Regions from separate parts of the Homo sapiens genome. Here all the other regions are linked to region 3. A link is a contact called in ENCODE Hi-C or POLR2A ChIA-PET data. All regions are on one chromosome and are shown on one strand. The core of a region is the stretch at or near the end of the contact, and the rest is flanking DNA. Distances in the headings are between cores, read along the strand shown.

Region 1 (3,205 bases), core at 629-3,128, 130 kb before region 3:
GTAACTCTAGGGCAGAGGTCTCAATGGAGGTCCTGGTTCCAAGGGGGTATATTAACCGTCTGGTGTTGAATACAGGTGTCTCCCTACACACATGCATTTTGGAAGGAGAGGAGTTAGAGCTTTCACCAGATTCTCAAAGGGGCCCATGACTCCAACCTCTGGCCCTAGTTGGCCTGGCCCAGGAGCTGGGGATACAGCCCTAGTCATATCAACATCCCTGGGCCATCCTCGCTGTCCAGGGTCTCTCTTCTATTCAAGGATGTGCCCAGGTCGGTAGCAGTATCCTGTTTCCCTTGTCCTGGCCCTTCCAGCTGCAGAAAGTGGACAGCGGGTTTCACACCCAGCCCTGCTGCACACGCTCCAGCTTCCTGGAGACCCGAGCCAGGTTTCTCCCAGCAGCACCTCTCCATCCCAGAGATGGCACCATATTCAAACTGAGGTACCAGTGGCACTGACCCCCAACAACAGAGAGGACCCAGCTTCACACTTGATCCAGCAGGGGCCCAACCACATGGTGAGATGACTTCCTCCGTGAGAGAATTCCTGGGGTCCCTCACCTCCTTCAGGCACAGCTGGCTATAAAGAAAAGGGGTGAAAGGCCCAGTACATCTCCCTGAGTCCTTTCTCCTGGGCCAGGTGGCTCAGGTGCTGCGGGATCACCCAGGGAAGGCTCATTCCTCTCGCTACAAGACGCTGACTGCGGATCAGGTGGGGAGCACGGTGGATGGTCTTCTTGTATCCTCTATCGCCTCCAGGGCATCTTGTTTCTAAACTCCCAGGGAGTCCCCTCATCTTCTACTCCACTACTCCACCAAAAAAAGGAAAATCTAAACCCTCCCTCCCCTTAAAACACATTCCGTCTCAGGAATTTAATTTCAGTGTACGTTTCTTAGAGCTAAAACTTTTTTTAAGGGGAAAAGAAATGGGCAGGGCAGTGCTGGGTGTAAGGCGACCACGCGACCGAGAAAAGGAAGAGGGAGGAATGAATAAACGCTGACACCAGCCCCCCTTGGAGCTCAGAGCCTGGGGCACAGGAGCCGGCGGGGCGGGCGAGCAGGGGCGGGGACAGCGCATTCCCAACTTTCCCTGGCCGAGCTGACGGGAGATACAGCTCCCAGGGGACCGGGAGGGACCAAAAAAGGCTGAGCCGACCTGTGACATCGGCGGGGGGCAGGAAGCGAAGCTCCCCTCCCCCTGAAAGGCGCTCGGCTCCCAGCAGGCGCCCCCGCCTGCCGTCGCCGCCCAGCCTGCGCCCCCAGGCCCGGGCACTGCGGGGAGGGGCGCCCACACAAAAGGGGGAGCGGCGGGAGAGGGGACTCGGGCGAAGCCGGCTCCGGGAGGCCTCGTCTCCCTTCCCTGCGGCGCTGGCCCGCGCCCCCCGGTCTAATCGCGCGCCCCGCTCCCGGCCCCCCAGATGCCCGCACGCCCCCCGCGCCCGGGGCCCGGGATGAGGTGGGGGCTCGGGAAGGAAGGGCGGGCGGGGACCTGCCGCACGCGGAGCTCCCGGGGAGCCGCGCCGACAGCCCCGGGAATCAAACTCGCGACGGCCCGGCCCTCCCGGCGGCGCCTGGGCAACGGGTCCCGAGAAGGTGGGGCCGCTGGGCCGGGGCCGCGGCCGGGATTGCGCGCGGGGCGCCGGCGAGGACCGCGCCCGGGGCCGGGCGGGAGCCGCGGGAGCGCGGGGGTCTTACCGGGCAGCGCCACGCGCGTCCGCTCCGCGCGGGCCGCAGGGGCCGGGCCGCGGGCCGGGCGGGGGAGGGGCTGCAATCCGCAGCGGTGGCGGCGGGGCCAGGCTCGGCGGCGGCGGCGCGGCTGGGGCGCGGGGAGGCGGAGAAAGTGAGGCGAGGCCGGCTTCCTAGCGGCGGGCGGCGAGAAATGCAGCTGTCCCTGCGCGGCTGCCGGCAGGGCCACAAGTGGGGCCGCGCGGGGAGGAGCGGGGCTGCGGGCGGGGCGGGGCGGGGGCCCGGCTGCGGCGCCCCCGGGCCCTTTCCCTATGGCCGACCCCTTTCCAGAGAGGAGGGAAGCGGACCTGGGGGTCCGGAAACCTACATGGTTGCCGGGGGTGGAGAGGGGAGCACCCAGTGAAGGCTGGAAAAATGCCCTCCGTGTACCTCCCTCCCCGGCCGCAGTGACTCCCTAGCTTGCGGGCAGGAGGGCGTGAGCGGGGTGCCTCGACCTCCCGCGCAGAGCGGGGTGCGGGGCATCCTGCCCCTCCCAGCTGCGGAGAGGGTGGGCGGAGGAGACCTGAGACCTCCGAGACTCCGCGGGGAGCTAAGAGCAGGGCTGCCCGACAGGTTCCAGGTCAGTGCCAGGAACCCAGGGTGAGGACGCACAGCTGGGGCTTGGGACACAGGTGTGGAGGAGGGGCACCTCCCTGGAATTAGGGCCCCGGAAAGGAAACCAAATCAAATGCTGAGGACACAGGAGATGGTGGGAAGGGGGAGCAAATCAAAGCTATCACTCGTCCACACCGACAGATACCACCTGCCATCTCCCATTTTCTCCTCCCCCAACCTCCCCAGCATCCCTGATCACTTCAAGGGCTGCTGAGCCCTGGGAAGATTTTCCACGGAAGAACTTGTTTAATAAATGGGAAACTGACCTTTGCTATACTTTTCCCACGTGCTTTCATTTCAGACTCCAATTTGGGAGTAGGTAGCCTAGGTCAGGTGGTGACCACCAAGCACCCTGCTACCTAGGGGATCTGAGGAGGGTGAAGAAGGCCAGATGCAAACTAAGCTCTGTCCCCAAACAACTTGCAAAGGGTCTGCACCCTCCTCCTGGAAAAGTCTGCCTTACAGACCCATTTGCCCATCTGGGCCCAGAACCCCAGGAATAGCCCCCCTCTCCCCTCCTCTGAGCGCTTGCAATTTGCTAGCCTTGCTGAGACAGATCGACACGCTCAGCCTCAGAGACAGCTGATGGTAAAAACCACAAACCAAAGTGCCCCAGACACCAATGTGTTTCCATCATTTGCATGTCAAGGGCAAGTTTCTTCAGCAAGGTGGGAAACTGGGAGGGGGAGAAACCTCAGAACCACACCCTCCTCGGGGAGGCCCAACGTTAGGTTAGCATGTTGAACGGAACTCCAGGACTGGGTTTCCAAACCCCTCTGAGGATCTCCTCTCTCCTGCTCCTCTCTCCCCACACTTCACTCCCTGGTGCATTCAATTTCCGGGGGAGGCAGGGTGCTTGAAATCCCAGA
Region 2 (3,196 bases), core at 500-2,999, 140 kb after region 3:
TTTTTTAACAGAACCAAATCTGGCTGAATGCAGTGACTCACGCCTGTAATCCCAACATTTTGGGAGGCTAAGGTGGGAGGATCACTTGGGCCCAGGAATTTGAAACCAGCCTGGACAACATAGCAAGACCTTTTCTCTACTAAAACTTTAAAAAAAAATAAACTGAGTGTGAGTCTGTAGTCCCAGCTAGTTGGGAGGCTGAGGCAGGAGGATGGCTTGAGCCTGGGAGACCAAGGTTTACAGTGAGCTATGATCATACCACTGCACTCCAGCCTGAGCAGAAGAATGAGATTCTGTCTCAAAACAAAACGAAAACAAAAACAAAGAAAACAAATCTAATCTAATACACTCTTGGGTATGCCTTTTTCAGAGACACGTTTCACAACCTGTGAGCCCACACTCTTGCCCAGGAACAGCTCTGAACAGAAAGAGAAACAATAAAAGCAAACAGACTAGTGACCTGACAACAACCACTCTGTCCTCTCCTCCTCATTCTTTTGGTTTCCCAGATAAGGAAAACCACAAGAACACAGTTGATCTATACATGCACATCATATGCAGATTTTGCAAGCAGTCTCCAGTTTAAAAATTGTTTTTAAAAGTGTTTATATGTGTATTTAGGGTTTGGGGCACGTTTTCTCTTTTAAAAATGCCACAAATAGGACGGGCGCGGTGGCTCACGCCTGTAATCCCAGCACTTTGGGAGGCCAAGGCGGGCGGATCACGAGGTCAGGAGATCGAGACAATCCTGGCTAACACGGTGAAACCCCGCCTCTACTGAAAATACAAAAAATTAGCCGGGCGTGGTGGCGGGCGCCTGTAGTCCCAGCTACTCGGGAGGCTGAGGCAGGAGAATCGCGTGAACCCGGGAGGCGGAGCTTGCAGTGAGCGGAGATAGCGACACTGCACTTCAGCCTGGGGGAAAGAGCAAGACTCCGTCTCAAAAAAAAAAAAAAAAAAAAAAAAAAAAAAAAAGCCACAAATAGAATGTAGGTTGCCGGGCAACTCTATAACATATCAGAAGTATAGTATTTGTTATCTCACTACATTTGGCCACAATTCTGATTAGTATCATAATTAGTATTAGATGGCACATCACCACCGTAACACCCACTGGCAGTTGGCTGAGGCCTAAAAGTGGCCAAGTCTATGAGGTCCTTCCCGAGCTCGGCAGCAGGCTGATAATGAAGAAAGTTGCTTGATGTGATTCTTTGCAGGTGGACTCTGTCAAGAAAAGCCCAAAATATTCGTTACCAGACACGCAACCAGGAGATGAACACAAAGCAAGGATGGGGGAAACAAAACAGAGGAGGTAGGGTTGCCAAGGTGTGCTGGGTGCAGACAACGGAGAGGAGGTGGGTGGGTGCGCCGTCCTATGGGGAAGAATGAAGGGGAGAGGGTGTACTGGGGGCACAGGGCTTTGAGAAACTGGGAGCAACAAAGACGTGAATGGACTTGGGTAGGTCTGTAAGGGGTTCTTAGAGGCTGTGAGTGGATGGGGGTACGGATAGTGAAAGAAGTGGGGAGCCCGGAGAAGTGGTCGGGATTGTAAGCAGAAAGTGGGGACCTCAGAACACCGAGCTCAGGTTGGAATGATCTAAGGACACAAAAGCATGGGGCCTCGGGGCTGGGGCGGTGCGACTACCGGAGGCGCAAGTTGCGCACGGGGTCCCGGGAGCGATACACTGCCTCCCCGGTGTCAGTGCTCCAGACGGTCTCCGCCATGACAGCTGCGACGCGCCGCGACTGCGCCGGAAAGCGCGCCGCTCTGTTTTCCTGGCAACGGAGACGCTGGATCGGGAGGCGACGGAGGTGCTGCGCGCGCAACCCGCCGTTCCCGTCACGGCGCCACGGTCGCAGTTGGCCACACAGTGCAAGTGCAGCCCAAGCCGAACGCCCAAGAGGGCTCCGGGGTCCTACCGATCACCGCTTACCATGTATGCGATAAAAGCTCACCGAAAGCGGGACCTCGTGCGCTGTGCAAATGAGGAAACTGGCACAGCCATCAGCCCACTTCATATAGACAGATAGATGCAGAAATGATGACGGGGACCAGGTGGCCTGAGTCTTCGCCCTCTACCTTTTCCACCATGCCACACTGCCTTCCACCCAACGCGTGAAAACTTTGGCCTGAAAATCGGGTGATGTGACTGTAAGAAATGCACCCATTATTCCCAAAGGAGTCAGGGAAGGTGATGGCCCTTAGCCAGACAAGAAAATATATTCTTGGAAGACAAAAAAAGTGTCAGAAGATTTATTAGTCTTTGTGTTGATATTCACTGAGCAAAGAAAGAAAAAACAAGGAAGTCAACAGTAAGGAAGGAAACGATGTTATTATTGAACTGATTCTTACCTTGTGTATGTTAGTTTTGGATCATTAAGCCACTTTGTTACTGCACTGGCTTCCTGAAAAGCCAAAAAAGTGACATTCACAAGTCATGCTTCGTTGTACTAGCAAAGGAAGGACATGCTGTAACCTCACGTCTGGCGTCCCGGCACTTTGGGAATGTCAACATTTATCAGCCTTGTTCACATCTAGTCCTCCTCCAACAAAGTAAGCAATTGTCCCCTGAACTCGGGAATCTCATGCCAGTTTGATGATTTGGCATTGGAAGCTCTGGGTGCCATAGCCACTAGTTGTGTAACACCGACTCACCATAAATAGCACCATTTATTTAGGATCTAGTGCAGCTTGAGCACTTTTGTTTGCATTGTCCCAAATCCTTGTAGAAGCCTCTCAAAAAGGTACTTTTATTCACTTTAAAAATGAAGTTCGTGAAGGCCAGGGTTTAAAGGACTTGCTAGCTTGCAAGTGGTAAAAGTACTGGGATTCTAGCCCAAGTTCTTCTGTCTTTTGAAGCCTAACCACCTTCCAGTTTGCCTCACAGCCTCTCACCTACCAATTTATTCCATAAACGCACACATTTCCAACCTGGGAAATAATAATTTTTTTTTTTTTTTTTTTGAGACGGAGTCTCGCTCTGTCGCCCAGGCTGGAGTGCAGTGGCGGGATCTCGGCTCACTGCAAGCTCCGCCTCCCGGGTTCACGCCATTCTCCTGCCTCAGCCTCCCAAGTAGCCGGGACTACAGGCGCCCGCCACTACGCCCGGCTAATTTTTTGTATTTTTAGTAGAGACGGGGTTTCACCGTTTTAGCCGGGATGGTCTCGATCTCCTGACCTCGTGATCCGCCCGCC
Region 3 (3,231 bases), core at 586-3,085:
AGCTCATAGTAACCCTTGGGAACACTTGAAAGAAGTCATCTTCTGGTTGGACACTGGCTTGTACCGTGACACACAGGCTAGCAAGCAGTGTGCCGGCTGTATTTTAGCACCCGCTTGCTCCATCGGTTGGATACTCTTGCGCAGTGAATGACCTGTGCAACCATACGTGGCAGATCTGACCTTCAGGCCCTGGAAGGGCCTGGAAACTAAGGACTGTTGGAGAAAGGGGGTACTAGCTTCGCTTTCTCCAGGCAGTCCAGGCGATTAGCCCCGCACAAGCCCTAAGTGTATAAATCATCCTTCCTCGTCTCCCTCCCTTCCTCCCATAGAGGCCACGCCTCCCATTCATGAACACAAAGACTGACATCAGAAAACCCTTAGTGTGAGGGGATACCCCAGGCCTTAACTGGTCTCTGAAATCCCCCAACTGAGGTTGTTAGAGGACAGAACTGTGGAAAGCAGTAACCAGAGGGAATGATTTTTCCAGGTTTCCCCTGACACATAACGAACACTAACTTTTGATGCTTCAAACCAGAGCAGGCCAGGGCCAGGGCAAGTCTGACTTCCTGACCATGGTTTGGAGAGGCGAAGGGGAAAAGATGGGAGTGGGAGCTATCCCCGGCAGCTTCTTAATCCCTACTGTATGGCCAAAATGCTTGGTTCCCAATAAAGGCTCGTCAGCCCTTGAGGTAGACACTTCTGTATAAAACAGACCAGAAAGAAAACCGCAGGCCTGAGGATCTTTCCTGGGAGTGGGATGGAGTGAGGGCAGGCAGGCTCCCAACGCGCACGTTCACACCCACTCTCCCAGAAGTAGTCTCTTGAGCCTCCAGAGGGGCTGCTTCCTGGGTGCACCTCTTTTCAGCTAGAAGCAAGTCAAGCCTGACCTGCGGGATCTGGCAGGGCTCTCTGTACTTGGATTCTCTCCTTTATAAAGTGAGGGGTGTGGATGGGTGGTTTTTGAAGGCTCCTCACAGCTCTGACAGGCACCACCTCTGGGGGCTTCTATTCACTCTCCTCCAACCTTGTCTACCTGGACAGGCAGGGACAGACGACAAGAAATCGCTCACTCTCACCCCCATCCCAGGACCCCAAGGCCATAAATGTGCAAGGACAGCAGAGGCCTGCGTACCAAAGACACATCCCCATCAATTTTGCTTCGGCTCTGTCTCCATTGCTCCTGTAGACAAATACCGGCTGGGGGCCCAGCTGGGAGTTTAGGTCCTTCAGCCTCAAAGAACAAAGGAGGAAGAAGGGACCTTCCCGGAAGGTGAGGGGAGGGAGTCCTGGGGCTCCTATGCCTCTCCCTCTCCATAGGGCTGGCTGTCCCTCTCTTTCTCACAGATACGGGAGGAGGGAGTGTCCTGTCTTTTCCTCTGAGGCTGGTGACTTCATCTCCTCCCCTCTCTAAGGTTGGGGTCTCTACCTCAGCCCCATCTGTTCCCTGGGTCTGAAATCTCCATCCCCCTCTCCCTTTTTTCTCCTTGGGACTGGGGGTCTCCACACCCTTCCCTCTCCTCCTCTCTCAGGACCATGTCTCTTTATTCCTTTTCAGGCCTGGCCTCTCCAGCCCCGGGGGGAGGGGTCCGCATTCCTCTCCTTTCTTAAGGCCACGGCTCCCTCCCCCACCCGCTCCAGCTCCTCCTCCCCACCCCCTCCCTCCGCCCCGAGGCATTGTGGGAGGAAACAAGATGTGGGGCGAGAGCGGCGCGGGGAGAAGCCCGCAGTGCGGGGCCGGGCGGGCTCAGCCAATGGGGAGCGCGGACGGCGGCGCGCGCGGCGGGGGGGCGGGGGCGGGGCACTATTTCAGCGGGGGCCGCGCGTCGGCCGCGCTCAGCGGCAGAGCGGAGCGGAGCTGTGAGGCGCCAGTGCGGAGCGGGCGGGCGGGCGGGCGGCGTGAGGCGGAGCGCGGGCGGCCGGCGAAACTCCAAGGGCGGACCGCGGCAGGGAGCGATCGGCCTCGGGCTGCGGGAGCCGGAGACCGCGGCGGCGGCGGCTGCTGCAGCTGCAGGAGGAGCCCAGGGAACACCGCCCCTGCCTGTGCTCTGCCTCGGGCCATCGCTCCTCCCCAGGGCCCAGTGCGGACTCGCCTCCGTGAAGGTGAGCGGTGGGTGGGGGCGTCCCCCGGGTGGCGGGCCTGTGTCCGTCGCGTGCGACTCTACACGACCCGGCCCTCGCCGCGGTGGCCCTGCGGCCTCCTTAGCCGGCCCCAAGGCCTGGAACAGGGCTGGCCCCGCAGCCCTTGGCGTTGACGGTCCGGGCAGCGCAGCGCGCCCCCGCCGCCCCTCCCTCTCGGCGCAGCCCGGGCTGCGCCACCCTTTGCCCCGGCCACCCTCGTGGCGCTGCTGGAGGCCCGGGCTGCGGAGCTGCCGCTGCCCCCGCCCCCGGGAGTCTCTCTGCGCTGCGTGGAGGCCCCTGATGTCAGGGGCCGGGGAAGAGGGGGTGGAGAGGGCTCGGGCGTGACGCGGCTCCTCCTGCCGCCACCGCCACCCTCTGGGGCGTCCTTCCTGCAGCGAGGACGCCCAGTCACTCCGGCGCTGTTCCAGGCCGGGTGGGGGAGGGCGGCCGACCGGCCGGGGCCTGCGGACCTGGCCGGCGGCGCGGGCGGGAGGTCGGGGGGAAGGAGGATGCTTCCTCGTTCCCCAGGTGCTGCCCTTCGGGACCGCAGCGCTCTGGAGGATGGGATAGTGGAGGGATACGGCCCACTTGGAGAGCCCGAAGAGGGAAGTAGAAGTGTGTGTGTATTGGCGGGTGGGGATGGTGGTCCGTGTCATTCGGAGATTTAGCCTTTTTTTTTGGTTGCAAAACCAGGAATAGAGGATGGGAGCTGTCCTGGGGTGCCCTTTGTGCTTTTCACAGGAGCCTTGGCTCGTGACTGAGGCTGCTGGCCTGGGGCCCTCTGGCCATCTTCCTCCTATCTGGAGGCCCAGGTCCCTTGCTTTTTCCCAAGGAGGGAGGGGCTAGGCTGGACACCTTCCTGTGCTTTGCTTACCGGCACCTTGGACAGGGGTGGTAGGGGTTGGGCTTCACCTCTCTCAGATGCCTGGGGGGCCATTGTAGTCGTAAGACCAATATTATGTAACCGCAGGCTCTTTCCTGGAGAGTAAGGTGGCTTTTAATTACTGTAACAAAGTTGCTCCTTTGGACTTTGGGAATGAGGCAGTGGAGCAGGTGAGCTTGCAGGCAAAATGGTGCCAATTTCATACTTTCACTTTGCTGTCTAACCAGGCC

Evidence for each region. Hi-C counts contacts between places; a loop is a spot of excess contacts on that map. ChIA-PET counts read pairs that join two places held with the same protein, here RNA polymerase II (POLR2A). Pooled maps may share reads with other maps.
Region 1: a pooled map shows a loop between it and region 3 (5-fold over the local background). The contact joins the promoter of CUEDC1 here to the promoter of DYNLL2 in region 3. A Hi-C loop is called at or near these places in 1 of 37 single-sample maps with no recorded cell type and 10 of 50 pooled maps. POLR2A ChIA-PET finds 5 or more read pairs at or near these places in 12 of 52 experiments (A549, A673, CD4-positive, alpha-beta T cell and 8 more).
Region 2: a loop to region 3 is called in a map of CD8-positive, alpha-beta T cell, with 21 times the contacts of the local background. The contact joins the promoter of MKS1 here to the promoter of DYNLL2 in region 3. A Hi-C loop is called at or near these places in 8 of 168 maps with a recorded cell type or tissue (CD4-positive, alpha-beta memory T cell, CD8-positive, alpha-beta T cell, chondrocyte and 3 more), 5 of 37 single-sample maps with no recorded cell type and 20 of 50 pooled maps. POLR2A ChIA-PET finds 5 or more read pairs at or near these places in 5 of 52 experiments (CD4-positive, alpha-beta T cell, PC-3, T-cell and 2 more).

The regions. Positions count from the first base shown.
Region 1 is chr17:57,953,534-57,956,738 of GRCh38, forward strand. It overlaps CUEDC1 (CUE domain containing 1), which reads right to left and starts at 1,879. Exons shown (of 11, transcript NM_001271875.2): 1 at 1,692-1,879. RefSeq lists a silencer at 1,734-1,803.
Region 2 is chr17:58,217,506-58,220,701 of GRCh38, forward strand. It overlaps MKS1 (MKS transition zone complex subunit 1), which reads right to left and starts at 1,750. Exons shown (of 18, transcript NM_017777.4): 1 at 1,646-1,750; 2 at 1,115-1,224. The coding sequence starts at 1,725. LOC105371841 (a long non-coding RNA gene) reads left to right here and starts at 1,809. Exons shown (of 2, transcript XR_934884.4): 1 at 1,809-2,554. RefSeq lists an enhancer at 1,578-1,857.
Region 3 is chr17:58,081,584-58,084,814 of GRCh38, forward strand. It overlaps DYNLL2 (dynein light chain LC8-type 2), which reads left to right and starts at 1,836. Exons shown (of 3, transcript NM_080677.3): 1 at 1,836-2,100. It overlaps DYNLL2-DT (DYNLL2 divergent transcript), which reads right to left and starts at 1,621. Exons shown (of 3, transcript NR_110809.1): 1 at 1,133-1,621; 2 at 1-1,033. RefSeq lists an enhancer at 1,565-1,859 and silencers at 1,576-1,925, 1,936-1,995, 2,036-2,455, 2,496-2,625.